2 separate regions of the Homo sapiens genome follow, and region 1 is linked to region 2. A link is a loop called in an ENCODE intact Hi-C map of the cell type or tissue named here. Cell type or tissue: mammary epithelial cell. All regions are shown on one strand. Links, peaks and the distances in the headings refer to the core of each region. The heading gives the core; the rest is flanking DNA.

Region 1 (5,392 bases), core at 208-5,207, 370 kb before region 2:
AGGCAAAGCATTTCACCATATGATATAAAGAAACTAGAGGAGGAAAACATATACAGGTAGCAGCATTCTAGGGCACCATCAGATGAATTTGGTACTATATCAGTATACATTAGTAGACTGAAGTTAATCAAGCAGAAAATAGAAAGTGGTTTATGTTAAATTATAATTAATTTTCAAAGCACTGAGATCACAGGCATGTGCCACCACATTCAGCTGTTATTTCTTATGATTGAATATTTGGCTGCTAAGGAAAAGATTGTCATAACAGAGAATTCTTATATTAGATGAAAAAATAAGTAGATGGGCAATGAAAAAGATCTTTTTCATACATGTTCACTATTCATAAAATAAAGAGAATTCCTAAATATTGCATTAAATAAGATAACTCAGCAAAGTCATTGTTTATAGAATTACTTGTGACATGAAGAATTACATTAAAAGACACAAGTACTTACATGGGAGTGTGGAAAACCTCTTCCTGTCTTGATTTTTCCTGAAGAGTATGTGTAATATGATACATTTATATTTCCCTTGGGCCCTAGGGGAGAACCACAAAGAATGCCACTTTTCTGGTCTAGAGTTCATTGGCATGTTCAAAACCTCCTAGACTTCTGTTGCAACTCCCCTTGTTAAAGTTTACCTTTCTTACACACTGCTGGTCTGTGGGGAGCAAGCATTTCTTTTTGAACACATATCCAAGAATACAGTTGCTGTAGCCACTCAAAGCAGGCAATAATTAGCCATCTTAGGGAGACAGAGAAAGACGGCGAAGATTTCACTTCATTCTGTTAGGGACTCCAGTAATTTGCATATCGTTCATGTATTTATGCAAGAGGCAAAGTGCAGAGTCTGTGAGATGACGACAGTGCACTATGGTTGCAGAATCAGTTGTCTGAATTATTGAATTGCTAAACAACTGGCAAATAAGAAACACATTTTTCAAAGGTACCAAGGAGAGAACTGGCTATGTGGTTTCCTTTATAAAATGTCTCTCAACTGGGAGTGTTTACTGTTCTCACTAGGTGACTTTTGCAAATAGAGAACAAGAAGGCATTTTGGTTATTACAGTATCTGGGGTTTGGTGGTGCTGAAAGTTAACATATTATGGGATATCAAAAGGCCTGGAGTACTTGGGACAATGCCACCTGTCTGCCCCTAAGGCCTATATAGCCCAATTGAGAGATAACACTTTAGACTATGTAAATAATTAGACACTAATGAATATATCTGACCAAATATATCACGTCTATGTATTATCTATTGATAAGAAAAAGCACAGAAAGATAGAAATTTCCTGTTCCAAATTCCAAATTCTCAGAAGAGCAACTAGGTTACTGACTCAGTTTCTTTCAGAATTCACCCGTAACCAAAGAACTAAATTCAGCTGAGGAAAGTGTTCACTCTGAGAGGACATTCCCAGGAAAATGAGGGTGGAGGGGGAAATGGGGAGCAGAAGAGATAGATGGATAAAAATAGGTAAAAGCTGGTTCTTTACTTATCATAAGACAACTAAGTCTGCTGCTCATAAAGCTAGTTAATAATATTCTCAAATTTATGAGAAAATCATAAATGAAGACATGGGTGGGTGTTATCCATAGGTCACTAAGGAGAATAGTAGACACAAAAAAAGAAGTAAGCTTTTCATTACCTGATTAAGAGGGGGAAAAAAGCAATTTAGAACATCTGTTACCCCAAAAACAACTCCATATTAAAAGAAAAAAACCATCTTTCTAGTCACATTATTATAATATCTATAGTGTTTGAAGCAATTATTATGTTAAAACTTTACCTATATTATTTATGGCCCTAAAAACAACCCTACAAAATAATAACATGCCAACATCACACATGTAGAACTTACACTATCAAGATTTAAACTCAAGTCTAGTTGGCATCAAAGCTGGACCATTCTGTCTCCACAATCTCATGCCAGTCTCCCATGTCTTACATCTCCTTGCTATTATACTCATTGCAAATTCATTACCTATATAGTTATTTATACAGGTGCATACATGCAGGCACTTTAAGAAATTTGGTCATTTTATTTTTTTTTACACTATCAGAGTAGCAAGGAAAACAAACCTCTCGATCTGAGTGAGAATCACCCACTAGGAGGCATTAACCAGCTACTTTTTAAAGCCGCATTGGCTCCTTTTCACCACTAGGGAGCACTAAAGTAGTAATTTACTAGGCTGTCATAAACAACTAATGAAGTTTCTCCAAAAGGTAAATTATATTTCAAAGAATATTCACTGGGATATTATAATTTAATATAAAAATTATTGATGATGTGGTGTGTGACACTAGCTGATGATAAACTTCTTTGGATAAGCTCTTACGTCTTTTTTTTTTTTTTGTCTCCACTACCAAGAAGACAGCTTCTGAATCTTAACAGATTTGCAGTATTACTCTGGCCACTGCGGTGAGCAACTACACCTATATGAGATATATAATTCAATTTTAATGAATGGCAGTAAGCTATTCTTTTGTTTTAGGATTGCTAGTTAATAAATTTAATTATCATGCTGAATTATTTTTAACTGTTTCCTTCTGAGATGTTGTACACATCTGACAATAATCTGAATAATATTCAGTAGCTGTAGCTAATATTTAGAAATCACTTGTGTAAAACCTATATATGTTTGTGTGGATATGGGGTGTGTGTGTATGTGTGTAACTGATAAATAAACCAATGTGAAAAGTAATGTGTTTATATTCTACCTCAAATGAGATATCATTATATATGTGATAACCATATATATATATATATATATATATATATGGTTCTCTATATATATATGAGAATATATATAGAGAGATAGATCTACATCTTTCTATATTTATATCTATATAGATACAGAGAGATATACCTACATATGTATATATAGATATGTATCTATATATCTAATAGATATATATGTATATATAGAGAGATAGATGGATACATATATGTCTATATAGATATAGAAAGACATAGATCTATTTATCTATAGATAGCTATAGATATATCTAGATATTTTATATTTATATAGAGAGACATAAAGCAAAATAACCTAACAAAATTATCTGTAAAATATCTACATTTGAGTGCTATTTTATACTGATAAACTCTCTAAGGTAAACTAGCTATAAAATACAATTCTAGATCACAAATTTATTGTGTAACAGTGTAAATTATTAATGAGTTCAATACTGGACAAAGTTTACCAAAAATTTGAACTTGGAATAGTTCATTTAAAGTTTTTCTATCTCTGTTAGACATCCAGAACAGCAGCTTATTTAAGGTACTCTAGTTTGTAATAATAAAATGGGGAAAAAACAATGCATCTGTATTAAAAAGGCAGGAACCTATATTTGTCTGTTGTGTTATTTTGCCTTAATTTTCTTTCTACATTAAAGCATTTGGCTACAGAAATGAAATTAAGTTCTAAGCCTGATAGAGATTTTCTTAGCCCCTCTGCTTCAAAGACAATCTATACTTGCACTAAGATCCGTGGCAAGAAAGGGAAAAATTCATAATAGTAAAAAGAAGTGAAAGAGACTCAAACACACAGTATTTTTATATTCTATGAGTGAATTGTGCCTAGAGAGTATTTTTTTCTAAGAAATGTATGTAATTCTCAGTTTTTCATTTAATGATATTCATTTATTTCAAAATATACTCCAACATTTTTAAATATTTTGAATAGACATAGTTCCCCTTTTTTTGAAAATAAAGATTTTTCTGTGGAGTTTGCTGAGACTTCTTCCTCATCTTGATGACATGCTTCTTAACTTCTAACTGTCAAACACATACCAAACGCTATTAGGTGTGATGCCACATTAGGACTCATATAAGAATCAAGGCTTGATGCGATGGCTCATGCTTGTAATCCCAGCACTTTGGGAGGCCAAGGCAGGCGGATCACCTGACGTCAGGAGTTTGAGACCAGCCTGACCAACATGGTGAAACCCCATCTCTACTTAAAATACAAAAAAATTAACCAGCCATAGTGGTGAATGCCTGTAATTCCAGCAATTTGGGAGGCTGAGGCAGGAGAATCACTTGAACTCGGGAGGTGGAGGTTGCAGTGAGCTGAGATCATGCCATTTCACTCCAGTGTGGGCAATAAGAGCAAAACTGTCTCAAAAAAAAAAAAAAATCAGACAGGTCCTATGCTAACTGGGAGGTCAATAGATTGCTCTATGCCAATAACTCACATTTTCTTTCTATCTCACTCCTGACTTAAGTTAAATTTAGCTAGAGATGAGAGACAGAAACAAGTATGTTAAATGATCATATAAGGTATCAATGACTGCTGGCAGCTTAATTGATTCTCCACCTTCTCTTGCCTAATGATATTTGAATTTTATATAAAAATACAGGGGTCAATGGTTTAACCCAAATAGATTGAGTTCTAATTGTAAAACTTGAGGCACTATGACACAGAAGGAAAATGTGCTTGAGACCAAAGACTTCCTGGCATGAATCAAAAAGGTATGTAGATAAACCCCTATTTCAATACTGTTAAGATCTGCAAACTCTACAAACTCTGTCTTAGACTACAGAATTATATCATATATGTGAGTGAATTGTGGCCTATGCACAAAGAGGCTACATGAATTGTTCAGAATTCTTGAGTTTGACTTTAGTGCTACTTTTCCACACCATATGGCTGCAAATTTGGTTAATTAGTCCCATTATAAGTTGACAAAAATTCTGGGAATTTTTACATGACAAACTAGCAGAAACTGGTGCAAGTTAGAATATTCTATTTAGCAATAGAGACAGTGAACCAATAGATATTTATAAAAAGAACTAGGCAAAAAATAATGCTAACTAGGGTTTTAAGGTTAAGTGTCCTAGATATGATAGTATAAATATTTTCTTTATTAATGTTCGGAGTAAGGCTGTAGAGATTCTACATGAATATGTTACTATTCTACAGCATATCTCTGGAAAGGAATATTCCATTCATATTAAAAGCATTTTTTTAAAAAAAGAGACAATTTTATTTTTTTCCAGAAAATTAATTTGAAATTAGTTTAACAGATTTAATCTTTGGGAAAAGCAAATGAAATAACTGAAACTCTCACGAGTTTCATTTGGCAGGAGAGCTCCTAAACACAAGAACTCTGGCCTTTCCTCATGCTTTCTTATAAACCCAAACCGTGGACTTCCAGGGATAGTGACATCTACAGGATGCACCAAAAAAAAAAAAATGCCTGCATGAGAAGTTATTACTATTCCTGTCTACCAACACAGAGGCATTAGAGCGGGCCTAGGAAATTAGATCCATAATTGTAACTAGGGTAAATGATAGAGCTATGCTAATTTTGCTGCCTGTCCTTCTACGTGAAACATGAGTAGTGATTGGACAAAGAAGGAGAGAAGTAACACCAATCACAAGTT
Region 2 (5,392 bases), core at 254-5,253:
CAAAATTCATCTACTTCATAATTCTGCCTAGGGCCCACCTTAGCCTCAAAATTTGGTAGTGCTCATAAGAAAAAAACTAACCATGAATTCCCCACGCCACAGCTCAGTTGATCTATTTTCTTGACCCGTGTGGGACTGCTAACATACTTCTCATTCTTGAAAGCTAACCAGTCGGTTGGGGAAGCAAAATTTATGTATATTTTGTGTTTTTCAAGACCCCATTCTTCCCTGAAACAGTCTACATCCAAGGGGTAAGAGCTTCTAATTGATAAAATAGCAGTGTCTTTATTTTTTCAACTCTTTTGAATCATTTAAATACTCCAAAATTGTTAATTCCTCATGCCCCCAAACTATTATCAGTTTATAGATAATAGTAACCATCCCCATTTGACCCAAAGCACATGTATACTCTATATATCATTACATATTAAACCATAGGTACACACATAGAGTTTTACTATTAACATAATATAGTGAACATTCTGATTTTACCCATGGCCATTCTCATATCAATTATAATTTTAAAAAGCAAGAAATTGTAAGAGCAAAACAATAAACATCAGGAATGTATTTTCGTTGATAATGATAGCTTAAATTAGTACAAACCATAAATGTTTGTGCATAACCACATTAAAAATATTTTTCCCCAAATGAAGGAATTCTGACACAAACTGCTAGTAATTGTTGAGCCACCGAAGTTGTAATGCACTTCTGAAACACATGTAATAATCATCAAACCTAAATATATCTCTAATTAAAACAAATCCTGCTATGAGTATGCTGATCAAAAGGAAAGTGCTCTTGATATATTGCTGTTCAATTTAGCCCTCCACCTCTTTTGCAGAAATCTCCCAGGAATGCTGCAAAGCCATTAGAGTCTGCTGCATACTAAAGCTTCTAGTTTAACTCCAAAAGCATGTGTAAAATCCTGGATTATAAATCACTGTTACAATCTACGCCCAGAAATCCATCTAGACTTATTGTTTAGGAGAAGTATTGGAAGACGATATACTAAGTAACATTTAGAGTTGACTGATCAGAAAATATAATAGTTTCAAAACAATGAATGAAAATTTTGAGTACTTCTCCATTCAACATGTATTACAAAAAATTAGGGACAATTATCACTCTTTAAAAATGAAGTCCATAAAGGGGACTACTTCTGATTATTATTAGACTCCATAAAAATGTATGAAAAGATCTGGAAAAATCTGAAAGTGCTTTAAAATATATTATTAATATTATTTTGCTTTAAATATTGCAAACTTATCTCTTCATTGCCTACTTTATTATACCAGTGCCTTTGCTTTCCCATCTATCTCCCTTAATTTCAGTGTTAATTTCTTCTTAAAAATTTATATACCATGGCTATTTGATCCCATTGTCATTTTTATTATTACACTATACTAATAGGTCTACATATTTCTTTTAGCGGATCCTATACTTTTTAAAAACTTGAGATCTTTCAGCACATCCTCTGCAGAACCAACACCTGGTGTCATTGCCACCAAATTCCTGTAAGTTTGTTTAGGAAAAAAAAATTCAATAAGAAAGTCTACAATTTCCTGAATTTGTTTTCCATGCACCAAAATTTGGAAAATTTTAGCTTTCACACGAAAGTTGATCCTCTTTTTCTTCTCCTTTTGTTTCCTTCTCTTCTTTCTTATCTTGTAACTTAATTCCCCCTCCTTTTCCCCCCTCTTGACTGCTTTCTCTTCTGCCTTTTCTCTGACCATTCTCTCTTTCATACTATTTGTTTTCTTTTTGGGTTATTAGAAGGCTAGTTAGCTGCTGGAGTTCCTTATCTACACTGAACAGAAGCTACCCAAGAGTGTTCCTTCTGGGAAATTTTACGACATAAAACAATCCCCATTTACTGTTTATGTGAGTATGGTGCCAGTGTAAGAGAAGGGCAAGGTTAGACATAATTACCTTGGCCATTTAGAAGGTAGGAGGGTTAATGACAGATTGAAATATAGGGCACATAGGCAAATGAGATGATTTGAACATGGAACAGAAATTAAGTAAAAAGAAAATAAGTGTATTTTGTACTTTCTTTGTGATAACTCACACCACCAAAATAATAAAGGTTTTTATCTGCAGTCATTCAGTATATGTATCTTGTTTCAACAACTAGATGTAAACTAAAGACAGATACTTATATTAAACTTCTTTCTATCCTTCAAAATGTAGCGTAGCTCTTCACATACACCAGGTGAAAGGGGTTTGAATGACATATACAAATTATGAAATTGGTGACTACTTCAGAAACATTGGCTAAAATTGCTTGAAATTACTATCTAAGGATTTAAACAATGCAATTGGATATAAATGTATGCATATACATGCCACATTCCTCCAAAAAGAAAGAAAATTATATGAAAACGTGAAATTGGAAATATAATACAAGAGAAAATTATATGAAAACATACATATAGTAAGATAAAATAATTTTCAATCTTGGTAACTTAAAAATAATCAACAATGTTTTCATTATTTTCAGTAAACTAAGTATCTGGGAATTGATCATAGTGAAAAAGCAACCTGTGAGTAGCTATGCAATTAATATTTATAGTGAGATACTGACTTATTATGTGTACTTGGATAGGTCATGTTATCTTACTTATGCTTCTGTGTCTCTGAAGTGACAATACTATTTGCCTTTTCATCCACCTCCTCTGCAAAGATGCTCTGCAAATAAATGAGGTAATGTTTGGGGAATGTTTGCAGCTTGGGAAAGAAACCCACTGCATACATCTAAGAATATTCCATATTCAAGCCTTGTATATTTTGCCTCTGTTTTAAATTGAAATTGTACTGTTTAAGTTCTTGGGTTCTGACCAAAATCTGGGTCAACATAAGAGAATAATTATTTTTAATTTTAAACCTGATTCTCTGTTCCAATCTCCTGCACGTGTGAGGGAAAACTGTAGGAAATAAACAAAGCACATAAATCAAGCTTTGGAAGAGAAAAATCTCTATCTGAAGGATTTTTTTTTTTTTCAATGACGAGCGTGCCCACTATTTCCCTAGAGGAATATTTCGGTCCAGGAAGGAAGATAGTGCATTCAGCATGAGTGTGTGTGTGAGTGTGTGTGTGTGTGCTGTGCGTGCGCGCCCGCGGAGAGAGGGGCGGGGGAGGCGGATGAGGAGGATGAGATCATAGTTTCAGGATCCTCAGGAAACCCTGGTACTGGCAGCAGCCAGCCTCTGCTGTGCCCACATGACCCACAACTCTGGCAGCGGACCCGGCACTTCCAACATTATTAAATAATAAGAAAGCGGCTCCTACTCCAGGCTCAAACCTCCCTGCAGACCAATGGACACCTTCTAAGAGTTTGGCGAGTCAGTGACTGAAGCGCCCGTCCATTCCAAGGTGTGTGCACGGCGTTTTCTTCTTTGACAGCTCCGGAGTGGGGGAGGGCGCGGGGGTGGAGGGGGTCCGTGTGCCGGGCGAGGAGTGGGCGCGAGGCCGGGCTGCCGCGCTGCCCCCGGCCGCCCGGTGCAGAGGAGCCCGCCGCGGGGCGGGAGGTGCACATGACGCGCAGCCCCGGCTGCGCAGGGACCGCAGCCGCCCACGGCGCCGGGGCGCGGACACAGGCGGCTCGGCGCTGGAGCAAGGGCAGGCGCCGCGCACCGAGCAAAGTCAAGAGTGGAAGCGGGCGGAGAGCGCCGGCGGGGGCAGGGATTCGCCTCAACGCCCACTCACGGGGTTCCCACCTGTGCGCCGGCGCCGGCCGCGGCTAGCGCGAAGCATGTGCCGGGCGCCGCAGCCAGGACTGCGGCGCGGCGCCTCCCCGGGCGGCGGGCGGCGCCTCAGGCCCGCGGGGCGGCGGTAGCGGCTGCTGCAGGATGTCCGGCCCGGGGGCGCGGGGCCGCGCAGGTAAATCTCCCCCGCCCTCGAAGGCCTTCGCAGCGCCGCAGCCCCTGCTGCTGCCGCGGCGCCGCTCGGGGGGTGGCTATGGCAGCCGGCTCCTTCGCGTCGCGGGTTGAGTTGTTTTCGTTGTGGTCGCTGCCCTCTTGGTCATCCTCTCGGGCTGAGCTGGTGGGAGGTGGAGTGTCTACCTCCATTAGGGATGATACTCACGTCGGGGAACAGTCTGAGGGGTACTGACTGGGACATCCGCGTTGGGTTCCTTTGCAGCCAGCGGCGTCCTTTCGTGTTGCAGTGCACTGCGGTGCCCGGGCCGATGCCTGGGTGGGAGTGGGCTCCGGGCCCCGGGGACGGGGGGCGGCGGGGGCGGGTGGGCACGGGGGTGAGTGTCTTCGGCTTTTATAGCCTGTTGCCCACTTCGAAGTTTTCTGCTGGACAGAGGGCAGGCGGGAGGTTCGTTCTGGTATCCGGAGTGGGAGTTGAAGAGAGGTGTCTGTCAAAAGACCAAAGCCAAAGAGAGAAGAGGGGTGGCGACGGCGAGGCTGGGACTCAGTGGTACCACTCCTGGGACTTGAAGGTAAAACTTTGCTGTTTAGTAGGCTTGGGGTATGGCTTTGGAAAGATAACTGTAGAACTTGGCCGTGAGGGGCGCAGGGGGAGGGGGCAGGGGAGGCGCAAATATTGGATGTGCCTTGCAGTGAAGCTTACCATGCTTTACATTTATTCTTATTCTAAAAAAATTGTCTTTTGAGTTGATGCTTATGTTTTCCTGTTATATGTCATCACTTGGCATTTAATGTGTTTGTATTTCCTTTTGAACCTCAGAGATACTTGTATTGTTGAAGTGTACAGTTACTGATTTCTTTAAAAAATAATGGTTTTTTTTTTCTTTTGCTTATTCCAAAGGTGGAAACTTTAGGAAAAAAGTGTTCCACATGTTCCACGGTTCTATATGGCTTAGATTTATTCACTGTCTTAATTCTTAGACCACCAAGGGAGTAGGTAATGTTATTAAACAACTTTTGCAGGTGAGAAAATCCGGGCACAGAGAGATAAAATAACTTACCCAAGGTCATACATTTATTAAGTGTTAGGAGTCTAGTTGGGCTTTTCATGCGCCCCTAATCAACTCATTATACCTAAAGTCTTCTATACTGACCACATCTTTCTATGAAGATGAACCTTAATAGGTATGTGCTGCATGTTCAGAACAATTAACTCTTTTTCTACTTTTTCTTCTTCTAACTTTCAATACTAAAATTATGGCAAATAACGTTTGAGTAGTTTCCTTTCAGCACAATTAACCAAGTGTCCTACAGTAATTAAAGTTGCATGTCCTACAATGATTAAAGTTGCATTTCACCATAAAGTTGAGATTTTCAGCCGTTAAGATGTATCAGCAAAGTAAATTATTATAAAGCAAATGGCTAAAGCTATATGTTTGTTTGCACTTAATTTTAAATTTCATAGGTTATTAGTCTGTTCTTTGTTCAGATCATGACCATCGTTTTCTTCAGA

What was found. Peaks named below come from ENCODE experiments on the same cell type or tissue, not always from the same donor. Only the 100,000 strongest peaks of a DNase experiment are listed, where the experiment ranks them.
Region 1: a loop joins it to region 2, with 3 times the contacts of the local background. A loop is called at or near these places in 3 of 110 quality-filtered maps.

What each region holds. Positions count from the first base shown.
Region 1 is chr18:34,120,779-34,126,170 of GRCh38, forward strand. The region is part of intron 2 of NOL4 (nucleolar protein 4); the gene reads right to left. Among named protein-coding and RNA genes, the nearest start is that of NOL4, 100 kb to the right of the region's middle. In mammary epithelial cell, for the core only: a CTCF peak has its summit at 2,137 (motif pointing right); a DNase peak (open chromatin) is centred at 553.
Region 2 is chr18:34,490,139-34,495,530 of GRCh38, forward strand. It overlaps a transcript of DTNA not described here. Among named protein-coding and RNA genes, the nearest start is that of DTNA, 220 kb to the right of the region's middle. RefSeq lists a silencer at 3,698-3,827. In mammary epithelial cell, for the core only: no CTCF peak of the experiment used is centred there; DNase peaks (open chromatin) are centred at 3,153 and 3,703; H3K4me3 peaks cover 1,157 bases; H3K27ac peaks cover 191 bases; H3K27me3 peaks cover 616 bases.